Linked DNA regions of Homo sapiens: regions 2, 3 and 4 are each linked to region 1. Evidence: chromatin contacts called from ENCODE Hi-C or POLR2A ChIA-PET data. All regions are on one chromosome and are shown on one strand. Each heading gives the region's core, a stretch centred on a gene start or an enhancer-like site at or near the end of the contact. The rest is flanking DNA. Distances are from core to core; before and after follow the strand shown. Region 1 holds the start of PSMA1 (proteasome 20S subunit alpha 1). Region 2 has its middle 88 kb from the start of RRAS2. Region 3 overlaps RRAS2 (RAS related 2). Region 4 holds the start of RRAS2 (RAS related 2).

Region 1 (3,200 bases), core at 458-2,957:
GAGAGATATATATGGAAAGAATTTTCAAAATGTTTATGTAGTATATGACAATTTTTAAATGAGCATTTATTTAATCAGTTAGCACTATTTATAAACACTTAATATGTGCTACGCATTGTGCTAGGTCCTGGAGAAACGAAAGAGAACAATCTATTAATTTAATCTGTTAATTTAGTCCACCAAATCAACAGTGTTTTTCAGAAATACGACAATAACCAGTGTTGATGAATTAGAGAAGGTAACCTCATATACTACTGTTGAGAGTATATGTTGGTAAAACATTTCTGGAGAACAATTTAGTACTTTGTTTTTTGTTTTTTTTTTTTTGAGATGGAGTCGCACTCTGTCGCCCAGGCTGGAGTGCAGTGGCACGATCTCAGCTCACTGCAACCTCCGCCTCCCGGGTTCAAGCGATTCTCCTGCCTCAGCCTCCTGAGGCACGCCACCACGCCCGGCTAATTTTTGTATTTTTAGTAGAGACGGGGTTTTACCATGTTGGCCAGGATGGTCCGATCTCCTGACCTCGTGATCCACCCGCCTCTGCCTTCCAAAGTGTTGGGATTACAAGCGTGAGCCACCGCGCCCGGCTTTTTTTTTTTTTGAAACAGAATCTCTATTGCCCAGGCGGGCTGGAGTGCAACGGCGCGACCATGGCTCACTGCAACCTCGATCTCCCTGGCTCAAGAGATCCTCCCACATCAGCTTCCCGAGTGGCTGGGACCACAGGCCCATGCCAACATGCCCAGCCTTTTTTTTTTATTATTCTTATTCTTATTCTTATTCTTATTATTATTGTAGCGACGAGGTCCCACTGTATTAAAATAATATAGTGATCTCAAACTCCTGGGTTCAAGCGATCCTCCGCCCTCGGCCTCCAATAGCGCTGGGATTACAGGCGTGAGCCACCACACCCAGTCTCTTTTTTACAAAGAATATAAATAGCCGGTGGATGTCAGACTATTTCGTTATGGAAAGATGCTCTCAAAAGACGAAATAGATAAATCGAAAGAAAGTGTCCATTTTTTCTCAGTGGCCTAATCTGTCAGGTACCATGCTTGGTTTTGGGGGCATAGAAAGACATTAGCGCCCTCATGGAGTTCAAAGTCTGGTGGAAGAAATCAATCATAATAACAATGAGGGGTTAACGACAACAGACCCTTGAAAGATAACATCTCCAGGGAATAAGGAAGAGCATTCCAAAGTATTTTGCCAAATGGCAAAAACCGCAGTTACTTTTGCACCAACCTTAATGCAAATAAAAGCATGTACACAAACAAGATACTCGAGGAAGAATACAGCTGACACACAGAAACGGATCGTTATCTTGTGGCTTTCCTGCAGCCTCGTTCCTTTCAGTCACATAACACCCCAAATCTGTGGACGGTTAATGAGAGCTAGTATCACCCAGAGTCACGGCTGTTGACTCGGACGACTTTAGATGCAGCCCGCCAGCGGGAGAAACTGGAGGGAATCCGCCATACACAGGAACCTAGAAGGGCTACGTGACAGGGGCTGCCCCGCAGCTCTCAGCCGCCGGCACTCCCAGCCAGGTTTTCCCGCCAGTCTCAGTTCCTAGATCTTCCGAGGCTCCGCCCGCCGCCGAGCGGTCGGAAAGTTTTAAGGAGGGGGAAGTGTTGCAAGCCTATCGATATCTCTGGAATAGACTGCGCTACCCTGCGCCGCCGCCGTCAAACTCCCGCAGACTTCTCTGTAGATCGCTGAGCGATACTTTCGGCAGCACCTCCTTGATTCTCAGTTTTGCTGGAGGCCGCAACCAGGCCCGCGCCGCCACCATGGTACGTTGAATCCCGATCTCTGGAAGGTTTAGGGCAGAGCTCTGGTGACTGGGGGATGACGAGCCACCTCTCCTGTCATCCTTAGCGTCGCCCGGTGCCACGAGGTATGAGAGCCTCGGCAGACGGCCGGGCTCCGGCAGTGATTCAGCATCTCCGGCCTGGCCGGGCTAGGGGTTATCGGTAGCCAGTGCGGCCTTTCCACCGCTTTCGCTTCCCGGGGAGCCTCCGACACTTCCTCCTCGGTCAGCTAGATGAGTTCGCCCCTCAGGTTCCTTCAGTGGAGTAGATTCTGAGCGGTCCAGAATAGCTCCTAGTGCTGTGTATGGGAGAGGAGAAGACAGAGACTTGACTTGGAGGCCTACCTGTACCACCAGTGCGGACTTGACCCCCAGGTTTGTGTTCCTGGACAGCGTCCGTTTTCCTGGTGGGTCCGTCTATTTATCTCTCGCCTAGACTTCGATTAGAAGAGGCCCTTTTCAATCATTTTGTCCAGTCACCTAGTTGCGGATGAGTAAGCCGAGGCTGAGAGGGGAAGTGATGGAATCAGGGTTACAATATAGGGTTCTGGGTTTCCAGTTCTGTCTGCCATTCTAGCACTCAATCTCACTCCCATGACTATTATTATAATAGTCGTAATAGCCGTAATGGTTCTATCGCTGCAGCTATTTGTGTCCACCTCTAACTTTGTGAGGACATTTTTGTTCATTCAATGTGAATATACAGACAGCACTTGTACAGGCATAACTACAGTGAACATTAAAAAATAAGTCATACATGTCCCTAATCATAAAAACAGAAAGGGACGTTTAGATAAAGAGCTGTGGGAGTATATGTTAGGGGGATTTGGGAAGAAAAGGAGAAGACTTCAAGAAATCGACATTTAAGCTACCTTAAAGAAAAGGAAGACTTTTAACCATTTATTAGGGCCCAATAAAAGGGAGCAGCATAAGCAAAAATAGGCAAGAAAGTTGATTGTGAACTTTAGTAATTGAGCCTAAAGGGGTTGATATGGAGGGTGTTAGAATAAGAGTTTGGAAAAATAGGACCCATTTAGATCTGCTTCTCCCTCTCCCACGAGTTTATGGTAAATGTAGAATTGGCTTACATCTGAGTACAGTAGTAATCTTCCAGTAAGACTGCATGAACAGAGTGCCTTAACATTGAATGGAAATACAAGCATATTTCTTAATGAATGTTAAGAGTTGGGATTTGAAATGTTCTTCTATTAACAGGTATTTTTTTCTTTTACTTTTAGTTTCGAAATCAGTATGACAATGATGTCACTGTTTGGAGCCCCCAGGTAAAATAATGTTTTTAAACCTTTTCTGTGAAGTGGCTTTTTGTGGCTGCAATATATTTAGAAACTTGTGAGAGCGTAGGCTTGGGGAAAATGGAATATAATTA
Region 2 (3,200 bases), core at 222-2,721, 250 kb after region 1:
CAGAGCGAAACTGTCTAAAAAAGCAAACAACCTCCAGATAACTGGCAGGTAAATAGAAGGAGATGATAATCAAATGGTCTTTTTCAAACACATCACTTAATCACTTAAGGGTATTTAACCAGTGATTGCTTCTAAAATTTCAAAGTAATTTTTAGCAAAAGGTATTTTAATTAAAAATACTTGACTGAGCATGTTTTTTTTTTTTTTTTTTTTTTGTGCATGGCAGTAATAGGCATTCTGGGGAAATGGATAAATGTGGAGATTTTCCTTTTTTTTCAAATTACTCAGAGTCTAGTGCAGGAAGTTTTAGAGTGATAAAAACAAATGCTGGGACCCACTTTCAAGGCAGAGTAGGAAAAGCATTCAAAAAGTGTTGTCCAGCAGAAGGGATTGTAGCATATATTTCTCCTGGAAAATCTGAGGGAACTTCTTAATTAGAATTGGTGTTTAAGCTGGAGCTCGATGGATTGGTAGGATTTGAGATGGAGAGGAGAGAAGAGTGAGGGTGGAAAGATGAGAAAGGCCCAGAGTTGGCAGAATGCAGGGTGTATTCTGGACTGGAACCTTGGCCTAAAAAGATTCTACATGCAATGGGAAAAAAATATGATAAAATAGACTGGGATCAGGTTGTGGAGGGCTTTAAATAGGATGGCCCTTCTGTGTATAATGGGAAACTGCCAAGGATTCTGAACAGGAGGTGCCTGGATCTAATCTAGTGGTAGCATAATGGCAGAGAAGTGCAAATTTGGTGGTCAGATAGAGGTTGTTGGAATCATGGAATCTGTTCTCTTAGTATTATAAACTCAGTGAGGGCAGAATCACGTCTGTTGTGTTTATATTGCCTGGCATGTGCTGAAAAGCCATTTGATGAATGGATGATTTCAGAAAGAGAGACAATGAAGACCTGAACTGCAGTGACATGGGGAGAAGGAGACTGAACACTGGAGGGATATCCAAGTGATGTTTGAGTCTCCAAAATACTGTCTGGATGACCAGGAAGGTGGTGGTGCTATTAATTAAAATAAGGAGTATAGGCAACTCTCTAGTGATAGAAATTTATGTGACAATCCCATACAGGGTTAGTCCAGGAGGCATTTGGGAATGGGGAATGGGAATTGGAGGTCAAAAGAGGCTGCTCGGACTAGGAATGCAGATTTGAAATTTGTCTCTTTTGAGCTTAGTGATTGAGGAGATAAGAATGGGTAATATCCTCCAGGAAGAGAGTGTTTGAGGAGAGGGTCCAAGGGTAAAACTTTGGGGAAAACAAACATGGGAGGTAGAAGATGAAGAGGCAGCAAAAAGCCAAGAGAAGTAGCCAGAAACTGGAGAGAACCACGAGGCTGTTTTGTGAAGGAAGCCACGGAGGTGGTGGAAAGCATTGAGTGCTGTGCAGAGGATGGGGGAGTGAGAGGCTGCACTGGTCTTGTGCGGTTGCTGATGACTTCCTTAGATTTATTTCAGTCTTCTGGTTGTGGAAACCAGATGATAGTGAGTTGAGGTGTGATTGGAGGCTAAGGATGTGGAGGAAGTAAGTGTGGGCTATTTTGAGAAATTCTGTGGCAAAAGCAGGGCAAGATGGGGAAGTTATCTTGTTTTACAGGGTAGGAGGTTAGAGGAATAAGAATAAGCCACTGCAAGTTACTTAATCACAGATAGGGAGGTATGCAGATCTGGAACTATGTATTCACACCTGGATCCTTCAGCGTTTGAGAAATTTAGAAACCTAGTTCGCAGACTCTAGCACATGCCTCTCTGATGGGGGAGAGTGGCACAGTGCAGCTTCTCAAGACTTATCTGCATTGGAGGGCCAGGTTAAAAGATTGTTAGTCTCCAGTGTTGTGGACTGATACTTTTCTAAATGTTATAAAAAATGAATTATTTGGAAAATAATCATTCTCCTGTATATCATGGCAGTGTCAAATTAAGAGTTTCTAAACACTTGCTTTCAGTTTCTTTATCTCATTTGTGGATCTTATCAGGCTGCAGGTCTTGATTTGGGCAGCACTAGTGTAGTGGGGAAGGGAGCAGGAGAGTCGAGTGTTTTTCACAGGTGGCGCTTTTGACTTCCTCTGTAGGCTAGTGATTCCAGGTTAGAACCACTGAGTAACAGTTACATTCCAACACTAGAAAAAGAGGGACTATGTTTATACCAACTCCAGGTGTTGGAGTCAGTAGACTTGAATAAGATGTTTTCACCCTTTTCCCTTCTGTGAATACTTACAGATTATTTGAGGTAAAGAAAAATTGCTTAAACATGCAACTGCTTAAAATATGAGAACTATTACCAATCAGTTATAAAGACTAGGAGTATTTAGAACAGTATGAGAAAATGTTAATGAGTGCTATCTTATGTTAAGACATTATGAATATTATGAATGTTAAGTGAAGACAAATTTCATTTTGCTCTGATAACTGTAAAATTATGCATGCATATTTTATTTGTCATGACATTTTCAGTTATAAGTGACAGAAATGCAACCCAAACCAGCTTCACACAGTGCATGCATTTACTTATTTATGAAGTGAGGGTTGGGTGGAGTGCAGTTGGCTTTCAATGAGTCCTACAACAGGATACCATCAAGACCCACGTGTAAGAATTGTCTAAATTGTGGAGGTGGAGTAGAGGTGTCTGCTAGTAGGAGAGAGTTTGTGTCGAAGCCTAAGGCCAGAAAAGGTAAAATAACTGGCCCCAACCCTCATGGGTACTCAGGTGCAGCAGTGGTTTGAACCTAGGTCCGTGGTACTGAACCATGACACAGCCTCTGCTCTCCACCCTACAGAGCATGTGAAGCCTTCTGAACCAACAGGGTTTCTAAAGCAGGATGTCATTATTTAAATTTGACATTTTAGTGTAGATCTTTTGCTTTCAGATTTCAAAGGATGTAAATTGAAGAATTAGCTTCATGCTAATTAGCATTCGGCTGCTATTTATAATTTGTTACTGCATCTCATTTTCAAAAGGGATTTATTTTTATTCATTCTCCCTACATTGGGCAATATGAAGAACAACATGAATCATTCTCTTATTAAAATTGATAGCATCACATAACAAAATAGAGGAAATGACTGTGTCTTCCTTGAGTCTATGTTATAATTAAGGATTAAACATTAATGTTTAGTTTTTTTTGTTTGTTTGTTTGAACAACAGAGTCTATCGTTAGGGAATAAATATTTAGCTCCTTTGTAGCTGAACTTCCAAA
Region 3 (3,200 bases), core at 238-2,737, 200 kb after region 1:
ATTTCCTTTATTAAGAAGGATCCATCCAACCTGGCTAGAAGTGATCATAGGTAGGCTAAAGTGGTCTTAATAGGTAAACAGCTTCCCTGCTCTCCCCACTCCCACTTGCTCCTGGATGATCAAACACAAAACACAAGACATGGCAAAAATAATAACAAATGTAGCCCCCAACCCCCAACCCCTATACAAGAACTTCAGAAGTTTTGACAATTTTTGATCATTCTTTTAAGTGAGTATAAAGAATGAGGGACTTTCGTGCCATCCTTGTAGAGTTAGTTCCCTTCCCTGTCCCACCACCATTTCACCAAGGGAAATTTATTGAGAACACCTAAAATTTGCTGTTGACTAGTCATGTTAGGGGAAGGAGGAATGGTATAGACATAAGATTTTAAAATATTGACGTGCGTCGTGTGTTTACTTATTTGCAATCTTTTTTTTTTTTTTGAGATGGAGTCTTGGTCTGTTGTCTAGGGTGGAGTGCACTGGCCGATCTCGGCTCACTGCAACCTCTGCCTCCCAGGTTCAAGTGATTCTCCTGCCTCAGCCTCCCAAGTAGCTGGGATTACAGGCGCCTGCCACCACACCCAGCTAATTGTTGTATTTTTAGTAGAGACGGGGTTTACCATGTTGGCCAGGCTGGTCTCGAACTCCTGACCTCAGGAGATCAGCCCACCTCAGCCTCCCAAAGTGCTGGGATTATAGGCGTGAGCCACTATGCCCAGCCATTTGCAACCATTTTTTTAAATTGTTGTGTTAAGTTACTATAAAAATTAACATTTTTATAGTTTTCCCACATTTTACTGCATACTACTTTATATGACTTTATGATTGTTAGGTTCTTAAACAATGAATTTTGACTTAAGTTCTTTTATATTTTTATTTTTACCAATCCATCCTATTTAAAATAAATTAATAGTATGTTTAATATCTTTCAGAAAAGTTCTTTCCCTGTGCTTTAATTTTAACCAGTTTTAGCTAATGTTTTTGCACAACCTTTTCTAAAAGCAACAAATAATTGATTAAGGGGAATCTGGGCTAAGCTGAAGCTTAACTCTGAAAGCTGTGTTAATGAGTTTCCATAGGAAAAACTGTCTACTGCTTTTATTTTGTTTATAGATTGAAATTAGCTAAATGAAAGAATAAGTAAATGAGAGCTGCTTAAATTAAGACATCCATTAAAATTTTTTGTCTTGATTACTTTCCCGTCTCAGAGTCAATTGATCTGGCTTTTGGTACTGAGCACATGACTCTAGACAAGCATGCAGTCATTCTAGGCATACTGCTATTTGAAAAAACAGCTTTAAAAAGATGTTAGAACCTGGGAAAAAATATCTTGCTCTCTTGTGGTTTCACAGGATGCCAAAGGTTTAGTTGCTTGTATGTTTCACTCAATTGCTTTCTGTTCAATGAATAAAATCAGCACCGTGCATTAGAACTTTGCAGACTCACTGCAAAGGAAATAGCAGGAGGTAAAGTGACCTCAAATGAATGTGGCTTTTTTTGTGGGGTGCGGTGGGTGGGCAGTGCTACAACTTAATAAACAAATTGAGTTTTGCAGGAAGAAAACCTTTAACCCATCTTTATACTCTCTCATGGTGACATTTTTCTTCTGCTATCATTCCCATTCTTTAAACATTTTTACAATGATTAGTTCATTTTAAACATGTAACATAGCTACAGTTGAGTTGTTTAGTTGTTTTATAACGTATATGTTTTTCGAGTCCATCAGTAAACTGGAATTATAATCTTATTTTTGTTGTTTTGATCACACAACTTTTCTGCGCTCTGAAAAATACAACTGATACTTACTTCTCTTCACCAAAAGTCTTTTAGGTAGGTTTATCACCTTTTATCAGTTGAGTGAGTAAGATATTTTGAAAATATTTTACAGGGGAAGTAGCAGAAATTCTCCATCATGTATGGTAAACTTGCAGTTATCTGTGCTCTTAGAAGACAGAGGGAACCGGCCGGGCGCGGTGGCTCACGCCTGTAATCCCAGCACTTTGGGAGGCTGAGGCGGGTGGATCATGAGGTCAGGAGATCGAGACCATCCTGGCTAACAAGGTGAAACCCCGTCTCTACTAAAAATACAAAAAATTAGCCGGGCGCGGTGGCGGGCGCCTGTAGTCCCAGCTACTCGGGAGGCTGAGGCAGGAGAATGGCGTGAACCCGGGAAGTGGAGCTTGCACTGAGCCGAGATTGCGCCACTGCAGTCCGCAGTCCGGCCTGGGCGACAGAGCGAGACTCCGTCTCAAAAAAAAAAAAAAAAAAAAAAAAGACAGAGGGAACCTGAATAGTTAATATAATTTTTATTGTAGTACAGGTTTTACTCACATACCTTGGGAAAAGCTTCTTTTCCTGCTTGGCATTATTGCCAAATGTCAGGATTGACGGAGGTGTATGGGGAGATGGATTTGAGAAAATCTGGACATGTTACTCCATGAATCTAGAGAAAGCAGGGGCAATACATTTATTTTTGTTTTCTGAAGGTAGCTCTCATTGTAATGATGTAATTTGGGGCACAGAATTGAGCCAGACTGCTGGGAATCAATTTCTGCTCCATGCTTACTAGCCTCGTGACTGGGCAAGTTACTTAAAGTCTTTCCTCACCTGTATGATGGAGACGATAATAAGACCACCTACTTCATGGACTGTGAGGTTTCAATGAATTAATATGGTAAAGCACTTAGTGCCTGACACATAGTAAATGATAGCTGTATTGTTGCCAAGTCAGTAAGTGTGAGTCAAAGTATACAGATATGTTTCCCTGAAGGAATTTGAAGTTTAATACTTAAGTTTTGTAAAAGTCTGATTTATATTTACTTTTCAATAGTCCAAAGTGGGGACTGAAAGAATGTACAAAATGTCCGTGTTTGGGTTATCTTTCCTAAACACTCTGCCTTCCTCAGGAAACATTTCTTCTGTCTCAGCTGTTCCACTGCCCTGCTGAGCTGGAATGACTACAGCACTGGGAGACACAGGTAGTGCTGCACCTGGCTGGGCTCAGGAGCCTTCCTGTGAGAGAAGGGTTTTGCTTTTCTTATCAGGATGGTTAATTGAATAGGTGCCATCTCATCCCTGGGCACTCAAGGTTTTTTTTTTTGTTTGTTTGTTTGTTTTGAGACAGATTCTCTCTCTGTCACCCAGGCTGGAGTGCAGTGGCATGGTCTCAGCTCACTGCAACCTCTGCCTCTCAGGTT
Region 4 (3,200 bases), core at 269-2,768, 160 kb after region 1:
ATCCGCCCGCCTTGGCCTTCCAAAGTGCTGGGATTACAGGCATGAGCCATTGCGCCCAGCCATCCCAGCACTTTGGGAGTTCGAGACTAGCCTGGGTAACATAGAGAGACCTTGTCTCTTAAAAAAAAAAAAATTACCTGATCTTGATGGCATGTGCCTGTAGTCCCAGCTGCTAGGGAGGCTGAGGTGGAAGGATCACTTGAGTCCAGAAGTTGGAGGTTGCAGTGGGCCATGATTGTGCCACTACACTTCAGCCTGGGTGACAGAGGGATCTTGTCTCAAAAAAGAAAAAAAAAAGATTTTTAAAAAAGGAATTCAGGATGGGCTGGCCTGGATGGGTATTTTTGCTTGGGGTCTCTCACGCAGTTGCATTCAGATGCTAACAGGGGATGCCGTCATTGGAAGGCTCGATTAGGCTGAGTGTCCAAGATGTCTCACTTAGATGGCTGGCAGGTGATGCTGGTGATCTGGTGGGAGCTCAGTGGGACTTTTTTTTTTTTTTTTTAAATGGCATGTTGCTCCTGGCCATCAATCAGACTTCGACTGGCATGCCTACATGTAGCCTCTTTAGCATGGCAGTCTTATGATAGTCAAACTTCTGACTTTGTTCCTCCCGGAGTGAGAATACCAAGAGAACAGCTGCATGGCCTCTTCTGATCTAGCCTGGGAAATTAGGCAGCATCTCTTCTGCTGCATTCTACTGGTTCCAAATGAGTTACCAAGTGAAGTCCAAGAACTTGCAGTCATGTTCCAAGATTGCTGTAAATGCTTCCTGTGTAGCAGCACTGTTTTATGTGCTCATTTAATTCTTATTAAAAACCCCATGAGGCCGGGTGCAGTGACTCACACCTGTAATTCCAGCACTTTGGGAGGCCGAGGCGGGAGGATTGCTTGAGGCCAGGAGTTCAACCCCTCGCACTCACACTCCTCATATCCAATTACTGCACATTTGTCACACATAAACATAGCCACTATGACACTGTACTGACACATACAAAATCTGTCACATTCCGTCTTGCCCATGCAAGCTCAATCACTGACTTATTCTCCATGCTCAGCCACTGTCCCATTCTTCACACTGTCACAACCACCAGCCCATCACACACTCAATTACTGTGACACAGCTCTAATCCTCAATCACTGTCACATACTGTTTTTCACACAAATATGGTCACCATCTGTACTCTTAAAGCAGGGTATGTACTCTCCTATAAAATTGAGTTAATATGCCAACAGCCCTATTTTTCGCACACGCCGTCACATATTGTATTTTTCATCCACACAATCCCTTACATAGACAATTAGGGTGACACACTCTTTCTGCCTTCGTCCCACTCCCAACTGACACCCACTCCCACACTCTCACGCACTCGCTCACTGGCTAGGGATTAGAGCGGTGTGTCCGTGGGGGTCTGAAGCCCGGGTTACCTCCCGAACCTCAGCCCCAAGCGGCGCGGCCCCGCCCCTCCCCGCCCCCTCATGCATATGCAGCACCTCAGCCTGGCAGCCCGGCCCCCAGACGGCCATTTGTGGCGGCGCTGGAGGCTGCGTTCGGCAGGCGCTGCGGAGACGCGTAGAGGAGCGCGCCCCCCGGCCGCTGCCGCCCCTGGCCCGTGCCGTCACCCCGCTTCTCCGCGCCTCGGGCGGTACCCAGCCAGTCCCCAGCGCCGCGCTACCGCGCTGACCGGCCCTCCAGACGCCTCCCGGTACCCGGGACCCCAGCCCGGCCGCTCGCCCGCAGCCCGCCGGCCGCACACGTCCCCGGAGCCGGGCCTAGGGCGGGCGGCAGCGGCGGCTCGGCGCAGTCAGGCTGGGCTCTGTAGCGTCCCCATGGCCGCGGCCGGCTGGCGGGACGGCTCCGGCCAGGAGAAGTACCGGCTCGTGGTGGTCGGCGGGGGCGGCGTGGGCAAGTCGGCGCTCACCATCCAGTTCATCCAGGTACCTGGAGCGGGCCTGCCCGGGGCGCCGGAGCGGCGGCGGGCGGGGGCTGGCGCTACCTGTGGCGGGGCGGCCGCCGCGACCTCGCCCCAGAGGCGCCTCGCGGGCCCGGGCCGGGGCCAGGGGGCGGGAGGGCGCGGGGCCGACTACGCTCCTGCCCTGCGGCCGCAGCGTCGCGCTCCTGCCTCCTCCCGGGCGCGGCGTCGCGGGAGTAGGGCTTCTCAGGAATGTGGTCGGGAGGGCGGAGCTGGAAGGGTGGGAAGCACCGATCCACCTTATTGCTCTGGCCGAGGCCAGAGACCTCCGGGAGAGGCTGGGCCACCGAGCCGGGCTTTACTGCTCCGAGGGTCCGGGCGTGGGGCTGGAGCTGGAGCCCCGCGCGCTGCTTTTCCAGCCGCCTGCGGCCGCGCCTTCACCGTCGGGGCGATAGCGGTGGCAACTTGGCCGCGGCTCCGCGTGGTCTCCGGGCTTCCCCGCGCCGCCTGAGCCGGAGCTGCCCGCTTCAAGTACTGTGTATTTCTTTGTGTGTGTGTTACGCTCTTTTTATAAGTACTCTCTTAGGTAATATGTCCGGGTGGGAGTGTGTGATAATGCCCCGGGGAAATGGTGGCTTCTAGGAAGTTAAAAATGTTCTCTGATGGGGTGAGACCATTTCCTAGGAATTCCTGATGCCGTCCTGCTTCTCGCCGTGCCTAGGTGAAGTTTGGGATGGGCCGGGCTAGGATATGACCGAGTCGTGCGTTCTGTTTTCTAACCACCCTCTCCCCTACCCCCAGCCCTCTCTGGTTGCTAGAGACGGTAAGTCAGGGGTTTGTGGTAAAGAAAAGGGAGGTGGTATTCTTCCTTCTTAGAATTTGCTCTTGGGGAGAGGTTTGAGTAGTCTTTTTTGGGATTTTTAAAACACAAAGCCCCGATGTCTTTCTGCTTTTGTCAACCTAAAAGGTGTGGCATATGCTGGGAGAGAACGAAGGTACCCTGTTATAACAGGAAACAAGGATATTTTTCACAGTATCTAGAGTATGAACGGTGAAATATTTTTGTCTGGTTTCCTTTTCACCCATTTGTCATTAATTGGGATACCTGAATAGCTTATTTCACTTAGTGTTTATAGTGACATTAAAATATTGAGTACTGTAACAAATGTGATTGTCACCTTTCACATTGAGTAAATGAGCAATAATTGCTGCTATAATATTCCCTGGATTACTGCTGCTAAAACCTTTGAATCCAGGAAGAAAGGATGTTTTATGTAATGAGCATTT

What was found. A loop is a pair of places that touch in the nucleus more often than their neighbours do. ChIA-PET counts read pairs that join two places held with the same protein, here RNA polymerase II (POLR2A). Pooled maps may share reads with other maps.
Region 2: a pooled map shows a loop between it and region 1 (2.8-fold over the local background). The contact joins the enhancer-like site here to the promoter of PSMA1 in region 1. A Hi-C loop is called at or near these places in 2 of 50 pooled maps. POLR2A ChIA-PET finds 5 or more read pairs at or near these places in 5 of 52 experiments (A673, BJ, CD8-positive, alpha-beta memory T cell and 2 more).
Region 3: a loop to region 1 is called in a pooled map, with 2.8 times the contacts of the local background. The contact joins the enhancer-like site here to the promoter of PSMA1 in region 1. A Hi-C loop is called at or near these places in 5 of 50 pooled maps. POLR2A ChIA-PET finds 5 or more read pairs at or near these places in 6 of 52 experiments (GM12878, H1, OCI-LY7 and 3 more).
Region 4: a map of CD8-positive, alpha-beta T cell shows a loop between it and region 1 (15-fold over the local background). The contact joins the promoter of RRAS2 here to the promoter of PSMA1 in region 1. A Hi-C loop is called at or near these places in 3 of 168 maps with a recorded cell type or tissue (B cell, CD8-positive, alpha-beta T cell and gastrocnemius medialis), 2 of 37 single-sample maps with no recorded cell type and 14 of 50 pooled maps. POLR2A ChIA-PET finds 5 or more read pairs at or near these places in 3 of 52 experiments (activated naive CD4-positive, alpha-beta T cell and naive thymus-derived CD4-positive, alpha-beta T cell).

What each region holds. Positions count from the first base shown.
Region 1 is chr11:14,518,893-14,522,092 of GRCh38, reverse strand. PSMA1 (proteasome 20S subunit alpha 1) reads left to right here and starts at 1,707. Exons shown (of 10, transcript NM_002786.4): 1 at 1,707-1,796; 2 at 3,052-3,096. The coding sequence starts at 1,794. RefSeq lists enhancers at 1,576-1,765, 1,300-1,914.
Region 2 is chr11:14,269,687-14,272,886 of GRCh38, reverse strand. No RefSeq gene overlaps it. Among named protein-coding and RNA genes, the nearest start is that of RRAS2, 88 kb to the left of the region's middle. Within about 2 kb of position 1,471, at least 5 of the 41 ENCODE cell types and tissues checked have a DNase peak (open chromatin) inside an H3K27ac peak, as active enhancers do.
Region 3 is chr11:14,318,423-14,321,622 of GRCh38, reverse strand. All of the region lies in intron 1 of RRAS2 (RAS related 2), which reads left to right. Among named protein-coding and RNA genes, the nearest start is that of RRAS2, 39 kb to the left of the region's middle. Within about 2 kb of position 1,487, at least 2 of the 41 ENCODE cell types and tissues checked have a DNase peak (open chromatin) inside an H3K27ac peak, as active enhancers do; they include GM12878, where a contact is called at or near this core.
Region 4 is chr11:14,357,501-14,360,700 of GRCh38, reverse strand. It overlaps RRAS2 (RAS related 2), which reads left to right and starts at 1,518. Exons shown (of 6, transcript NM_012250.6): 1 at 1,518-1,938. The coding sequence starts at 1,831. RefSeq lists silencers at 1,419-1,918, 1,989-2,188, 2,229-2,348 and an enhancer at 2,589-2,688.